Regions from separate parts of the Mus musculus genome. Here region 2 is linked to region 1. Evidence: chromatin loops called from intact Hi-C (ENCODE). Cell type or tissue: gastrocnemius. All regions are shown on one strand. Links, peaks and the distances in the headings refer to the core of each region. The heading gives the core; the rest is flanking DNA.

Region 1 (5,373 bases), core at 81-5,080:
CTCACTGTGCACTGCAAGAGAGGATGAGAAAGGAAATTGGGGTTTTGCTAAGCAACAGGATAATGGATAATAGGTGATTCACAGTTGCTTCCAGGCCAATTAATTGTTTCTCAATAAGAAAGCTGAAATGCAGAGTTGATTCTGAGAAATTCAGGATTCTAATAATGAATACAGTGCCGCTGTGGTAGAACGGACAAATCTCACCACCAAGACAGACGGAGAAAGGATTCTCTCCGTCATAAGCTCCTGCACTTTAAAACCCATCTCTTTCATTTTTATGTATTTGCTGGCTTTTGACACAGCTCTTGCTATGTAGTCTGACTGCACTTGAACTTCCTGACTCTCCCTGCCCAGCTGCCTAAATGCTGGTATCACAAGAGTGTGTGGCCGTGCCTGACTGTTTTTACTTCTAAGTCACTGTTATTACAACATTACATTAACTATATTTAATCTAATCTACATCGAATATATCTGAGCTACATTCTATATTCAAGAACATCTCAATGACATGAACTATATTTGATGAGTTATCTATTATGGTTAGAATCAGCTCCTATTTATCCAGAATCAAAATGATCAAAAATCATGGCACTATTTTTATTTCTAGTCATATACCTATCTGTTATATGCTTATTGCTTTTCAATAAGAGCTCCACACATGCACCACAAGTCACGTCTGTGTCACTCTTTATTTATTTATTTACTTACTTAATTATTTATATCTCATTGGTTGCTGTATAGTTACCACACAGCTTGGGTAAATCAGAGCACTTCTTCAGAACAAGTTGCCTGGCATCTTATTGCTATGCTTGCCTTTTGTGGACTATCTTAAAAATGAGACCAGCACTGACTTCTGTTATTGAAAGCACCACAGTCCCTCCTCTTTTGGGTTCATTTGGAAGTATACAGAAAAGAATTCATAAGGAGATAATAGTTTTTCCTCTCATGAATTAGTAAAGAAAGGCTTCTTGTATCAGGAAGGGAAACAGAATTCTTACCCTTCAGGATTACTTCACAAAAGCTGGCAAATCAAAACTCCCTGGGCAATGCTGGGAATTGCACTGCAAGGTAAACAAAGATCTAACACATACCCCCTGCTGCTGGAAATGAATTCTTTCAGAAGGAAACAGACTATGCCCGTCACAATGACATCAGCTTATTGTAACCTTCCCTCGGTGTAGACAAAATAACCCATAGGCCTCTCAGATCTGCCCGTGAGTCACCTTTTCTGTACCCAGTGACTTCCTTCAGGACATCACACAGCGCTGCCTTTGAATGGTGCCTTTCAAATAGATTGTCCCCTAACTTTAGGTTCATGGGAGTGTCTCCCTGATGGGCAGCGACTGGTGGGTAGGGAACACCTGCAGTTCCCTGTGCTACCCTAGGGGTGGGGTCCAGGCCTCTGGTCTATACAAACATATGATTGTATCTATGATCTTTCTGGATATTCTTACAGTTCTTTGAAAATCTCATGTATTTCTCCTACTGATTCTACTTTTTACATATTCTTGTGGAGTCTTCAAATGGGGTTCTTATGGCATGGAGAGCATCAGCGTGTTTGTTGGATCTATCCTTCATGAGCTGCTTGCCAGGCAGACAGGACCTTGAAGCAAGGAGTTCTCTGTGGCACAAAAGACTTTGCTGTTAGACCCAGAGTTAGGCAAGTAAGCTTGCTCCCTGGATTAGAAAATGCAGAACATTTAGCTTGCTCTGTGCGCAGCACTCATTACAAGAAACTCCCCAACTGGAGTTTTTGAAACTAGAAATTAGCATCACTAAGATGACACAAATGGAAAATTCCATACTTTACCTCAAGTGATAGATGACTGTCAGACACGGGCACATTGGAAATGTTATATAAATTACCTCGGGCTGTGACACATGAATGAATTTCATATTGAAAGATGGGTCCCAACTCTGATATCTAACAACACAAGCCCTAACTCTAAGAGTGCAGGGTGGTCCTATATGATGAGTCCCTGAGGCAACCTGCATATGATTGGTACTTGATGCTGTTTGTTAAGTGAATGCATGACAAAATAAGTACATCTTTATTAAACTCAGTATAAGGGACTCACAGTCAGACAGGGTAGACTATTAGCTGCTCTGTAGTTCTGAGTTTAGAAGAAGGAAGTTTGGATCTAGACTGGTTCAGCTACTTGTTTCTATTCCATGAGATGTTAAGGTGAGACACACTATTTTCTCTAGCTTGTTCACTGACCAACAATGCCCATTACTCCCTAGTGAATACACCAGTATACACTGTGCTGTGCAAAAGGACTGAACTTAGTGCTAGTTCTACTAGCACTAAGAGGTGGGGAAATTCCACTCAAAGATGCAGCCGCCTTCCTTCTCAGGAACGGTTCTTTCCATCCACCCGTGCCCAGTCTGGGCAAGAAATACCTGCTGGGCAGTGTTCCATGCATAGATATTCTTCACTCTCAGCCCTTTGGGAAAAGAAGCCCCATTTCTTTTTCTTTTTCTTTTTTTTTTTTGAAGCCCCATTTCTAAGGCAGCTTTCTGGGCTCCAGGGAGGCCGGCGGCTTCTGGTTTCTTGAGTGGATTTGAGAGCACAGCATCTGGCAGGCCACAAGAGGACAGCAGTGTCTTGAGCTCTGGCTGCTGCTCCCTCCTCTGGCTTCTCTCCAGGAACAGAGAGAGACCTGGGTGACTTAAGACTTGGTTTCATCACTTTACTCCAGCCTAGGAATGGGGAGAGATTTTTACTGATGAACGAGTTGGAAAAAAACCAGGCGGTTTCTGCATGCCAAGTTGTTATTTTCCCTTTCTTCCAGACTGCTCTGACGTAGTTATCTCTGATATCACAGAGCCTCACTGGGGACCTAAAGGGAAGAAGCAGGCTCTACTATCTCAGAGCCTGTCTTGCTGGAAATGGGGTGATTTTTAAGACTCTTACTTTTAATGTGTTTCAGACTGCAGAGTTGTCACCTCCATGTTATAAGCTACCCCAACCTCTTTAATTCACTAAGCTCATGAAACTTTGGTTTACCCCCTCCCCTTAGATATTTTATTTGTAAAACATTTCCTGAACGCCTGATTGGAATGTGTATCATAACCGGGGAACAGAAATATAAACAAGTATCCTCTGGGTTGAAACATAGGTGAGAAGGAAACATGTGAACCAATAAATAATAATTCAATTTTTTAGCATCTAATTTCATGTCACTCAGACAGGCAAGGACTAAGCTGGGGCTTCAAAGTAGAACCCAAGTGCGGGCCACTCTAGGACTCACTACAAGTTTTCCTTATGGAAAAAAAAAGTTGTAATAGGCTCTCACTTCATAGACCTGTTCTTCAGTAAGTATATTCAATAGCTCATGGAATGTTTGCATGAGTTGGGAACTGCGTAAACTCCTTTCTATGCGTGGGACCCTTCTGTCCACTCTGATTCAAATATTTACTCTAATTAGGAAAGATTAAATCTATTTTTTATTTTTATTTTTTTAGCTGATGAATGTACTGGAAAAACCCCAGGACAGTTTCTACATGTTTTCTTATTCTCCCAGCTTCTGTTATCGCTGTGTTCTCTGTTACTGCAGAGCTTTACTGAGAGTAGTGGCCTGGTTCCTGTTCCCCACCGAGGCTCCTCCTAGGACCAGAGGGACCATCTAGCTTCCTAAGTAAGAGCACATAGATACTTGGGAAACAGATACAGTTTGAGAAAACAAACTAAGTCACCTGAAACCTCACAACTAGGCTGTAGATCCCAAAGCCAGAATATTGGTCCTGATGCTCAATGCCATGACTTTCCCCCACCATCAGACTCTTGTATGGCTTCCTGCATTTCCATCTGGACAATCTTGGACCCACGGGTCCACTTCGTCTGTGCTTTTCCTAGGCCAGACTCTGGAAACTTTCAACAGTGAAACCTTAGGAAGCCACACAATCAGGAAGCCACATAGTAGCTTCAGGGATATGGGAGGATGGGAGCATTGTCAGCCTCTGGATCTACAGCTCTGAATGAATCAAAGCCCTTTCACCAGCTTATCAATGGCCGTGGCTCCTTTGGCTCCACAACAGCTCTTATCACACAGGCTACTCTAAACAAAGCCAGAGTCTGCATTGCTGGTTGCAATAGTATTGTGCCTAGTCATAGACCTGTCCAGTAGAATTCATTATAAGTAAAAGCATAAGTGTTCACTGAAGAGTAAAGCTGCTGACTGCCACTGCCTTCCTTACCACTATGTAGTGAACAATCCTGGTGCCCACCAGAGCTGGAGCTTTATAAACATAGATGCCCTTCATAGAGCCTTAATGCCCTTGATTGCATGGACCCACAGAAATGGGCCTCATTCCTTGACCCAAAGCAGCAGCTTTAGCATTCCTTTTCCTCCTCCTTCCCCCTTTTCCTTTTCCCTTTCTGCTCTCCCTCTACCATTTCTTTTTATTCCCTTCCTCTCTACTTCTCTTCCTTTAGCCCTTCATCTCTTCCTTGTGATTCCAAGGAAGACTGATCAAACACCAGTCTTGCACAGGCTAGCTAAGATAAGGGGTCTGCCATTGACTTGTCCTCAGCCTTTCTTTTGTTCTTTATTCTTTAACTTCCACTGTCTGGACAATAAACCACAGATAGAGGCCACAGATACTATTTTATGGCTATCTTGTCTTGAAGCCATTGTTTTTCATGTGTACTTTTGAAAGAACAAAGTTCTAAGTACAAATTAAAAATACATGCACAATGACAGGTGGGTGAGTAGAATCTGGCATTTAAAATTCCAAGGCAGAATGTCTACCTGAGCCCTGAATGATGTCACGTGCCAGCCCATGGGGGTGGGGGCAGACTGGACTTCTTCTCCTCCGCACATTCCACTTGGGCAATACACCTGACTCTACTGCTTTGGGACCCATCTGTTACGCCATTAGACATTGGGAAGGGGACTCAATAGATGTCAAGGCTCTCTTACTTCTGTGTAATTCCTTTGTGTTGATAGACAAGCTAATTCTTTGGTGCAAAAGTTCTAGAAGGGGCTCAAATGGTTCGGGTTGCTGTTGTGTGTGCACTAGTGCCTCCAAATTGAGTGACCTTGCAGGAACTACATCTGTGGGTTCCCTCAAGAAGACACACTAGCCTGGATTGGATATAGAAGACCTTGCCAGTTGACTGGCTTACCCTGAGTTTTCTTGGTAACATGTATCCCTGGAAGGTTCCTTATTTGAAATTTCCACATTCCTGGCTCTCCTGAGGTCATAGTTGTGACAATTATTTTGGGGCTTTAAAGGCATAGGTAACTTGTCAGATTTGTAATTGAGCATCTGTGTGTGTTAGTCAAGAATGCTACACATCAAGAGACAGACAAGTACTCTTCTCCTCACCAAGAGATATTGACAAAGCCACTGAGGGAATGCATTAAG
Region 2 (5,373 bases), core at 138-5,137, 420 kb after region 1:
AAGGAAAGAGAGCAGACTGTAAAACGAGGTTTAAAATTATTAGCTATGCCTTCCAGATTAAGTTCCTCTCTCCAATCCCTGCTGGTGGAGCAATCACCTACGGCCACAAAGCTCAACGTTGCCACTGACCAATTCTGAAAGGTCTGGCCTGTGGTAGCAGCAGGCAAAGACTACCCAAGGAAACCCAAACCCTGTGCCACAAGCAATTATTGAAAGGCATCGTGGGCGCTCAAAAACCTAAGCACGGATCTAAACACGTGGTTAAAATGATGAGTTCTTCCGACCCAGGCTCAGGCTAAAGGAAGAGAAAGGTACAGAGCATGCCAGCTCACCCAAGACCCGTCCTGAATACCCTTAAATACGCCTAGTGTAGATGGGTCTCTGCCATCCTTACTGGTTTAGTCTAAGCCAGTTCATGTAAAACCCACGAAACAAAGGAAGCATGCTAAGAAAAGATTTAAACCACAACAATGGAGCGATTTCCTAGAATAAAGTATGGACTGCAGAACAAAATCAGAGCAATCCAATTTTTGCTAGTTTACATTCCCTTGCTAAGGGGTAAGGGTGGTACTCTATGGGTTTGGAGGAGGAAGGGTGCCCACAGCCCAGATGGAAACAGTTGACCAACCCAATATCGATGGGATGAGAACAGTTCTGAGCTGTGTGGCTTTTCTCTTCTTTTTCTTTTTTCTTTTTTCTTTTTCCTTCTTTACTTTTTCTTTGTCTTTTTTTGTTATTGTTAAACAAGCCCGTAAGCTGATCTAGAATCATTTAATGAACCATACCTGTACTTCTTCATTTAAAAAAAAATCAAGGTTTTTTGTTGTTGTTGTTGTTTATAGGGACTAAAATCAGTAGGAGAGGGCTCACACCAGAAGAAGGGACCTCCTAGAGAGTGGGACCAATCTAAACAAATCAGCAAGGAGACTTCCATTTTAACCATGGCTGGGAGGGGGCTGGGACTCAGGTAGAGAGCCTCCCTTGTTTGTCTCAATCTGCATCGCAACACAAGTAAACAAATAAGCAAAAGCCTGCCCACCAGAAACGGATACTCTTGCCGGGAGTAAGAATTTGACCTAATTCTCAATCAGCTGTGTTCTTTCCAGACAGATTTGGACACATCTATGACTAAAACACAAAGGTTGAGCTGCAATAAAAAGAAAAGAACATTGAATTTGGAGTCCTAGCCCCACTCCCATTCCTAAGCCAGCTAGATCACTTGCCCCTGGGCAGCCTCAAAGAACCATTGAACATGGGATCCCCAAGAACAAGAACAAGTTTTGGAGATCTCTTCCTGCCCAAGAGCTCACCACGAAGCTCCCTGTCTTTCTGGAGTTGGGGCAGGTGTGGGGGTTGGGGGTGGAGGTGGTGGGGACCGGTATACTAGAACAAAGGCTTCAAGTTTGCATACTTTGCCTTGTCTACTGCAGACTACAAGAGTCATTTCTTACAAATTCAGAGAATCTTAGTAACATGTGATCAATACCTGGATGATAAAAGGACTCGTTTAAAACCTTTTATAACAGAGATTAAAAATACGTAGAAATTAAAAAAAAAAGAAAAACCTTGTAAAAATCTCAGGTACCCCTTAGAAAAGAACTCAGTGGCTCCCAAACTGAGAGCTAATGATGTGGAAGGTTATCAAACCTTGCCTTGGTTGTAAAAGGCTTAGTGCCTTCATTCTCTTCAGACCTAAAACTTTTAAGGCCAGTATTTAAAAGCAAGTACCATGCGGGAGTGAGAGTCGTAGAGTCCCCGGGTGCAGGAAACAGAACAGGTGGAGAGCTGGCTGACCACAATACTGACTTCATACAAGTTTCTCAAACGTGTAGCCTGCCTACAAAACAGCATGCCTCCCCTCCTCCCCACTCTTCTTCCAGAACCAATGTTTTCCCCACTTCCATACACACTCACTTGAAAACACTTTTACCAACACCGAAGTCTGCCCACAAAGCTCCTTTGGGCCATTTCCTATCCTCACCCAAGTTCCACCTCATCTAAGCAATTCTTTTCAGACACGTAGAACTTTGGTTTATTGAGCACATATTTGCTTCCATATTAAGTCTCATAAAAAAAAATTAGACCAGGCAAGATGACAAAGGGAAGGCGGGGATCAGCATGAAATAAATGGGGACTTGTCCCCCAAATGTTCACTAGTCAGTCAAAAAGAAATTCTTAGAAAGTCGAAACATCAACCCCCCCCCCCCCAACCCAAGCAAAACATCCCTTCCGGAAAAGAGCGACTTGTTTCTTTCTTTTTTTTTTTCTTTTTTCTTTTCCTCTCTTGAAAATGAGAGGTCCACTCAGTTCTGCTCAGCGGTGTTTTCTTAGCTGACTCTGGGCTACAATCGGGCCATTTTCGGACACATTCCCATGTAGGTACCAGGGGTGCTCTGGAGGAAGCTGTCGACGCCTGTTCAGCTAATTTAGGTTTTCTTTGTCTAATTACTGTGGAGCTTAGGGAAAAGGAGCCGGGCTCAGGGCAGTAAACTGACACTCGGGCTCTGTGTGTGGTATCCAGGCAGGGTTTGATGGAAAAAGCCTGCTTCCACTCAACTCCAGGTCACTGTCTGGGGCCAGCCCCCTCCCCCCCCCCCTGCACCCGCCCTTTCCTCTGTTCCTCAGACCCACCAACAGTCTCCATCAGGGGCAGTCCCCATGCACTAGGGCACAGAGCTGGTGCAGGCTCCCCCACCCCCAGGAGGCCAGACCCCACTTGCTCAACCAGGCTCTTTGTAGCATCTTTACTGGGCCCTGCACTCTCCTCTCTGCCTTGTCTCCCATCTTCCCAGGCTTTCTGCGTACACAACACAAACCCAGTCCTCTCAGGGCTGGCGCAGTGCTGTGCCTACCATTTGCTACTCTGATGGGCATCTCCTTCCCTCTGGGCCAGGCCACCAGCCCTGGTGTGGTCAGGCCTCCTTCAGCTTGCAACTCGCTTTGCAGCCCCTGTCCGGGGTCAGACTACATTTCCCCGCACGTGTAATCCAATAACTAACTGTCGGGTCTCATTGGAATGATTTCTCCCGAGGGCCATCTCTCTCTGAGCCGACTCTTACTTAGAGGAATAAGCCACAACTGGAGGAGTGTTCTCGAATGGAGGGAGCTGGGCCACGGAACATAGGGAGTGGGGGGGGGGTGCACCGGAAGACAGACGCTGTAAACCCACTGGCAGCTGTGCAGACCTTCCTTGTTGATAATAAATACAACTATCTCCTTACTCAGGGTCTCTCTTGCTCTCTCTCAGCATGAAGTGGAAATGACAAGTCAGTGGAAAATGGAAGCAAATAAAAAACCGAATCCATTCGACTCAAAAGAGTGTCTAAGAGGTGGCCCCAGGTTTCTCCACCCAAACCCCTTGCTCAGCTGACAATCTGTTCATAACTGCCCCGGGCACAGCTCAAGGGCGTCCAGTGTTTGCCCTCTGCTGTGACCTCTCAGAAGCCTGCATGTCCAGCCAGAGAGAGAGAGAGAGAGAGAGAGAGAGAGAGAGAGAGAGAGAGAGAGACCCGGAGTTGGCACGTTACCTTGGGACGTCTGGCACCCTGGCGTGTGGCTGAGGGCAGCACTGCCTAAATGAAGTTGACAGATGGTGTCAGTTCGGGCACTGGGGACCGTGGCTAAGGAAGCTCTTCCAGGGCACAGTCTCCCCAAGACTCAGCCCCCACAGGGTCCGGCGGGGGTGGAGGAGGGGCAGGGTGTGTCCGGGCACGGATCGCTAGGTTGGGGGCACTTCTGGGATAGGATACGGGCTGCTGGAAGGAACAGAGAATGAATTGCTGAAGTTAGGAGTAATCGAGTCTGGCCAAGGTTGGGAGTTCTCCCTGCTGAATGCGGGTGTATCTGCGGCTTTGAAGAGGACAGACTGGGAAAGGGAAAGAGCCCCGAGAGGAATTAGTAGTGCCAGCAGGACCCCGGAGAGTCCGGGAGGCGATAAGAGCAGGAGCCCGCCGCCAGGTCCAGAGGGGGAGGAGTGACGCGAGCCCTGTGCGCCCTCCCCGTGGCGGGCGGCGCGGAGCAAGGAGGGGGCAGGGCGGGGTGGGGTGGAGGGAGGGAGCGAGGGAGGGAGGGAGCGAAGCTGCCGCGGGGAGGGCGCGCCAGGGAGGAAGTCCAAGAGACAGAGAGAAGAGCACTCCTGAAAGAAGACGACGGGCTAGTCCCCGGGGTCCGGGCTGAGGTCTTGGCTCGAGGGCGCAGCTGTCCAGCTCTGGGCAGCGTCGCCTCAGTGGCTTAGGAGACGGTTGCGCAAGGAGCCGGCCGGAGGCTCGGAAGAGGGATGCGCGGGGCGTTGCCTCCGACCCGCCGCCGCCGCCGCCGCCCGAAGCCCCAGAGGAGCTGAGGGAGGCGACGCCGAAGCGCTGGCCCGCAGTGGCCCGGGCTGCAGCGCGGCCGGCGCAGTAGGGCACTCGCCCGATTTGTGGACCGACCCGGCTCCGGCGCCGCCGATCCCGGTCCGGGGTCCGCCCCCCAGGCCCGGCCTCGTTCCCGATTCCCAGATGAGCACCGAGGGCGGGCCTCCGCCACCCCCGCCGCGCCCGCCGCCTGCCCCACTCCGCCGCGCGTGCAGCCCGGCGCCCGGCGCGCTCCAGGCCGCCTTGATGAGCCCGCCACCCGCCGCCACCCTGGAGTCCACTTCGTCGTCGTCATCATCATCCTCTGCCTCCTGTGCCTCGTCCTCTTCTAACTCCGTCAGCGCCTCGGCCGGTGCTTGCAAGAGTGCGGCTAGCAGCGGCGGCGCGGGCGCCGGGAGTGGAGGCACCAAGAAGGCAACCTCGGGGCTGCGGCGGCCGGAGAAGCCTCCTTACTCGTACATCGCGCTCATCGTCATGGCCATCCAGAGCTCGCCCAGCAAGCGCCTGACGCTCAGTGAGATCTACCAGTTCCTACAGGCGCGCTTCCCCTTTTTCCGTGGCGCCTACCAGGGCTGGAAGAACTCCGTGCGCCACAACCTCTCGCTCAACGAGTGCTTCATCAAGCTGCCCAAGGGCCTCGGGAGACCTGGTAAGGGCCACTACTGGACCATCGACCCGGCCAGCGAATTCATGTTTGAGGAGGGTTCGTTCCGCCGCCGGCCGCGCGGCTTCAGGCGGAAGTGCCAGGCTCTCAAACCCATGTACCATCGCGTGGTGAGCGGCTTGGGCTTCGGGGCCTCGCTGCTGCCCCAGGGCTTCGACTTCCAAGCGCCCCCGTCGGCGCCTCTGGGTTGCCACGGTCAAGGCGGTTATGGTGGCCTCGACATGATGCCCGCGGGCTATGATACAGGGGCGGGTGCTCCGGGCCACGCGCATCCACACCACCTCCACCACCACCACGTCCCCCACATGTCGCCCAACCCGGGCTCCACCTATATGGCCAGCTGCCCGGTGCCCGCAG

Evidence for each region. A loop is a pair of places that touch in the nucleus more often than their neighbours do. Peaks named below come from ENCODE experiments on the same cell type or tissue, not always from the same donor. Only the 100,000 strongest peaks of a DNase experiment are listed, where the experiment ranks them.
Region 2: a loop joins it to region 1, with 4 times the contacts of the local background. A loop is called at or near these places in 15 of 42 quality-filtered maps.

Annotation. Positions count from the first base shown.
Region 1 is chr13:31,205,265-31,210,637 of GRCm38, forward strand. No RefSeq gene overlaps it. Among named protein-coding and RNA genes, the nearest start is that of 4930401O12Rik, 33 kb to the right of the region's middle. In gastrocnemius, for the core only: a CTCF peak has its summit at 2,594 (motif pointing right); a DNase peak (open chromatin) is centred at 2,628.
Region 2 is chr13:31,621,584-31,626,956 of GRCm38, forward strand. It overlaps Foxf2 (forkhead box F2), which reads left to right and starts at 4,233. Exons shown (of 2, transcript NM_010225.2): 1 at 4,233-5,373. The coding sequence starts at 4,497. In gastrocnemius, for the core only: no CTCF peak of the experiment used is centred there; DNase peaks (open chromatin) are centred at 2,773, 3,593, 3,992, 4,229 and 3 more places; H3K4me3 peaks cover 1,711 bases.